2 separate regions of the Homo sapiens genome follow, and region 2 is linked to region 1. Evidence: read pairs that join two places in POLR2A ChIA-PET (ENCODE). Cell type or tissue: MCF 10A. All regions are shown on one strand.

Region 1 (2,500 bases):
TTTGACATTTTTCCACTGGTGCCCATCTTGCAGCATGGCATTACATTGGCATCTGTGGAGGCTTTGCATTCATCCTACTGCAGTTGGTGCTTATTACAGCTTTTGCCCATTCCTGGAACAAGAACTGGTAAGGGGCACATAACCCTAAAGGCTTTTCCTGGGGAGGTTTCTAGTATTACTACATGGAAAGGGCTGGGCAAAAGGCACGGCAGAGCACTGGTCCCACAGCTTCCCACTGAGCAGTATCAAAAAAGCTTAGGAATGTGATGACTGCGTGGGCCAAGTAGGATGGCTAGTCACACCAGTCTTCTGAGAGCAGGGGAGTAGTTGGTAATGGGTAAAAGAGTTGGAGCTCCAGCTGGGCACGGTGGCTCATGCCTGTAATCCCAGCACTTTGGGAGGCCGAGGTGGGTGGATCATGAGGTCAGGAGTTTGAGACCAGCCTGGCCAACATGGTGAAACCCCATCTCTAGTAAAAATATAAAAGTTAGCTGGACATGGTGGTAGGTGCCTGTAATCCCAGCTACTCAGGAGGCTGAGGTAGGAGAATCACTTGAACCCAAGAGGCGGAGGTTGCAGTGAGCTGAGACCACACCATTGCACTCCAGCCTGGGCAACAGAGCAAGACTCCCAACTCAAAAAAAAAAAAAATGCTGGAGCTCCAAGCCATTGCCCACTTTCCACCCTTAGGCAGACAGGTGCAGCTCAAGACTGTAGCTGGTTCCTGGCTGTCCTGCTGGCCACCCTAGGATTCTACAGCATGGCAGGTGTGGGAGCTGTGCTCCTATTCCACTATTATACACACCCAGCTGGCTGCCTGCTTAACAAGATGCTCCTCAGTCTGCACCTTTGCTTCTGTGGCCTCATCTCCTTCCTCTCCATCGCTCCTTGCATCCGCCTCAGTGGGTACATGTCCTACAGCATTCCAGGTTTTGGGGGCCTTAAAAGCATAGCAAGTTTCATTACCTCCCTAATCTCAATTATTTGATAAAAGAATCTCTGCTTCCCTATCCCCACCAAAGGATGGGGAGACAGAAGTACAAGTGGGGGTAGAAATGGAGGAAATTACCAGCCTGTAGACTAAAGCAATTATACTTACTCCCCAGAGCAACCCCGCTCTGGCCTCCTACAAGCTTCTGTCATCAGCTGCTATATCATGTATCTGACTTTCTCTGCACTGTCCAGCCGTCCTCCAGAGAGAGGTAAGGGACAGGACCTGGATTCTCCATGCTAAGACCTTTTTTTGCCCCTGCCAAATACCTAGCTCATTGTTAATACCCATCTCTTCTGTTGTCCCTTCCCAGTAATCCTTCAAGGACAGAATCACACCCTGTGCCTGCCTGGCCTGAGTAAAATGGAACCCCAAACACCAGATATCTCTCTAGCAATGCTGAGTGCTAGCATCATGTATGCTTGTGTGCTTTTTGCTTGGTGCGTAAAGGTGTCAAGGGTGGAGGTATGAAAGGAGGGTGCCCAAGACAGGGAAGGATGGTCAGGACAATGTCTGGGACCATTATTTAAAGTTTAGAGCAAGACTAGAGTGAGAAAAGCTCCCCACAAACAGGGACAAATTCTAAGAATAGTACTTTGTCAGATGATCTGTATGAGATGAAGGGGGTGGGGGGAATGACTTGAGAATTTAAAATATGTCCAAAGACCTTAGGGCTCTCACATGAATAGAATTCTAAATCTTTGGTGGAAAAGGGCACAGGGAGTATGGTACCCTTTTGAGGATTACCAGTATGGACCAATTGGTAGTAAATGCCCCCAGATAATCCCTATTTAACTAAACCAGCTTAAGAACTCTATTCTTTCTCAGCAATGAGGCCTCCTACCTGGCTGAGGTATTTGGACCCCTGTGGATTGTCAAGGTTTACAGCTATGAGTTTCAGGTGAGGATAAAGAGCTCCATATCCCCAACACCCTCCCTCCCCCACACAAAGACACACACACATCCTACCAACCTCTACCCAGAATGCTCAGATTATAGCTGCTGTTACCTTTTATTGAGTACCCACAATGTGCTAGGCAACTGTGCTAGATACTTTTACATAATCTCATTTAATTTAACCCTCACAACAACCCTGTGAGGTAGGTATTTGCTCCATTTTACAAATGGAGAAATCGAGGCACAAAAGATTAAACATCTTACCAAAGTCTGCACAGCCACTTATATGCTGGAGCTAGAATTTGAACCCAGGTGTGCCTCCACTTTTTAATACTAGACCAATCTTTTCACGGGGGAAGTTTCCTAGATTAACACCCTCACATCTTTTAAGACCATTCCAAAACCTGCGTTCTGTTTTGCAGAAGCCCTCACTGTGTTTCTGCTGCCCTGAAACAGTGGAGGCAGACAAAGGTGAGTGCCAAGTGAGGAACCATAAGAAGTGGTAGATCTCTGTGGAGTGCCATAAGAACCCTCAAGAGCCTTAACAAAGGTAGTTGGGGGAGAGGGGAAGAGGTGTTTCAGCAGCTCTGCTCCCAGCAGCCATTTCCTCTC
Region 2 (2,500 bases), 540 kb after region 1:
CTCACTAAGCATGGGCAGATTGGGCATCATGGAGAGACCTGGACAGGAGTGGGCTGCCATCTGTAAGAAACAGAAGAGAGGGGTTGCTGCTTTCTCAGACCTGGGTCCCTCTGTTTCTGTCTTTCTTTTGTTGTTGTTGTCTTGCTTTTTGTTTTTGAGACATGGTCTTGCTCTGTCACCCAGGCTGGAAGGCAGTGGTGAGATCATGGCTCATTGCAGCCTTGACCTCCTGGACTCAAGTGATCCTCCCACCTCAGCCTCCTGAGTAGCTGGGACTACAGGCATGCCCCACCACACCTGGCTAATTTTTTTATTTTTTGCAGAGACGAGGTCTCACTATATTGCCCAGGCTGGTCTCAAACTCCTGGGCTCAAATGATCCTCCCGTCTCGGCCTCCCAAAGTGTTGGGATTACAGGTGTGTGCCATCGCGCCTGGCCCATTTCTGTCTTTCTTCTTCATTAAATATATATTGATCGCCTGCTCAGTGCCAGGCAGGGTGCTAAGTGCTAGAGATATGAAAATGAATACAACATTGTCCCTGATCTTACAGTGTAATGCGGACTCAGACACATAAACAGGTCACTTATCATGAATATGTAAAGATTGAGAGACAGGGGCAGAGTGTTCTGAGAGCCAAGGGGAAGAGCTCTTGGTTGGGCATGGGAGTATCATAGAAGCTTCCTGGGAGAGGAGATGTTTGAATTGAGTTAGCCAAGTGAAGGATAGTGGGAAAAACATCCCAGACAGAGGGAAGGTGTGAGCAAAGACACGAGGGTGGGAAACGGTTTGGCCCGCTGCAGACATTTGGTGTTGCTGGAGAAAAAATGGTAGGGATGGGGGCGGAGGGCAATTATTGATACTTGAGGCTGGAGAGGTAGGTTGGGGCCAGATCTGGGAGGAACTTATGTGCCTTCTGAAGGAGGTCAGAGCTTTGATTCTCTAGGCTGTAGGAGGCCTTTGAAAATTTGAAAACAGAAAAGTGAGCTGATCAGACTGTCCTCTGGGGAAGATTGATCAGAGAAGCCTCCTAATTCTGCATGTTGCCCAGTGTTACACAGGAATAAATGTATTCATTTACACTCATTCTACAAAGAGGTACAGAGTTCCTGCAATGTGCTGGGCACCATGCCAGGCCTAAGGTCCAGAGTTGTGAAGAGAGCTGGACTGAAACAGCCCCGAGACTCAGGCAGGAAAAGACAGACTTGACTACATCACGTAACTGAGTCTCACGCGGAGAGGGCACATACCCAGGGCTGTGGCGCTAAAGCAGGCTCAGGCTCGGGGAAGGCCTCAGAGGGAGTGGCATTCACACCAAGTCTGAAGGACCAGGAGGAGCCAGCCTGCCTTGGGTGGGAAATTTTCATAATTCACATGCAATTAGTCAGCCTAGAGCCCCAGTGAATCACAGGTGCCATGGCAGGTTGGCACCCTCACTTCAGCAGTAGCTGCCAATGCTAAGCTGGGTCAGCAGGTGAGTGTGGAAGCAGGGGCAATGTGGTTTTGGCAGGAACACCCCCTGGTGCTCTAGGAGTGTGGGAACTGAGAGGAGAGGAGGAGCCTTTTCAATCAGTCAGACTCACTGGGGAAAAAACCCAAACAACCCAGGAGTAGCAATAGTCATCTCGGAGTGAAGGGGAGGGATTTGGTGTGCAGGGCATATGCACCAGGTGAATTGTGACCCTAGAGTTTTGAAACCCCACACCTGAATGGGAGGGAATTCATGGCTGTTCTGTTTGACACAGTTACCTTCCAAGTGAGTTTATATTCCACTAGGGTTGGGGGGAAGTCATTACTTTTTACATACTCCCACGTGACAAGCATGGGTGCCTTCCCTCTCTGCCTCTCCCCCCGAAGTTTGAAGACAAAATCATAGACATCTGCCTGAAGCTGCTAGACAAGAGCCTGCACTTCCAGACTGACCCAGCCACAGACTGTGCTCTGCGGGGAAGCCCCGTCTACGTCAGCAGAGTGGTGTGTGCCATGGTGAGGTCCCTGGCGTGCCCGGGGAGGGAGGAAGCTGTGCAGCGGGAGCCCTGCCCACTCACAGTTGCCCCCTGCAGTGGGTGAAAGAGGGACCCTCTGGCAAAGCCATCTTGGATGAGACTGACGCCAGAATGTGGGTGACAAGTTTTCTCAGCCGAGCTCTGAAATAGCTGGGTGTGGGTCATCACCTCTATTAATTCCAAATTGCATGTTTTGAGAAAGGGTGAGTGTAGCTCCAGTTTGGGAAATGGTCTTGTTGTTTCTAAATTTCCTCTTTTCTGAAGTGTTTTTTAAAGCTCTCAGAGGTAAGCTCCAGCTTTGCAGGGGATGGGAGGACATGGGTAAGGGGTAGATAGGAACATAATAATAAACTAATTCACAGTGGAGCAGAAGTCAGAAGAGTCAACCCCCATCCTTAGCCCTCCCCAGCAGGTCTGGAAGTCCACAGTAAAATGCTGTCAAAAGTCTCTCCTCTGTTTCTCAGGCCCATGGGTCTTCCAAGGCAGCCCACACATG

The links. ChIA-PET counts read pairs that join two places held together with the same protein. Peaks named below come from ENCODE experiments on the same cell type or tissue, not always from the same donor. Only the 100,000 strongest peaks of a DNase experiment are listed, where the experiment ranks them.
Region 2: POLR2A ChIA-PET joins it to region 1 with 5 read pairs; 2 of 35 experiments call an interaction of 5 or more read pairs at or near these places.

The regions. Positions count from the first base shown.
Region 1 is chr15:43,795,547-43,798,046 of GRCh38, reverse strand. It overlaps SERF2 (small EDRK-rich factor 2), which reads right to left. Exons shown (of 3, transcript NM_001018108.4): 3 at 1,968-2,500. It overlaps SERINC4 (serine incorporator 4), which reads left to right. Exons shown (of 12, transcript NM_001258031.2): 5 at 34-127; 6 at 691-902; 7 at 1,107-1,202; 8 at 1,305-1,431; 9 at 1,820-1,892; 10 at 2,311-2,359. All of the region lies in intron 2 of SERF2-C15ORF63 (SERF2-C15orf63 readthrough), which reads right to left. Among named protein-coding and RNA genes, the nearest start is that of MIR1282, 3.0 kb to the right of the region's middle. RefSeq lists an enhancer at 2,003-2,500. In MCF 10A, no CTCF peak of the experiment used is centred here; no DNase peak of the experiment used is centred here.
Region 2 is chr15:43,252,990-43,255,489 of GRCh38, reverse strand. TGM5 (transglutaminase 5) reads left to right here. Exons shown (of 13, transcript NM_201631.4): 5 at 1,856-1,984. Among named protein-coding and RNA genes, the nearest start is that of TGM5, 13 kb to the left of the region's middle. In MCF 10A, no CTCF peak of the experiment used is centred here; a DNase peak (open chromatin) is centred at 1,449.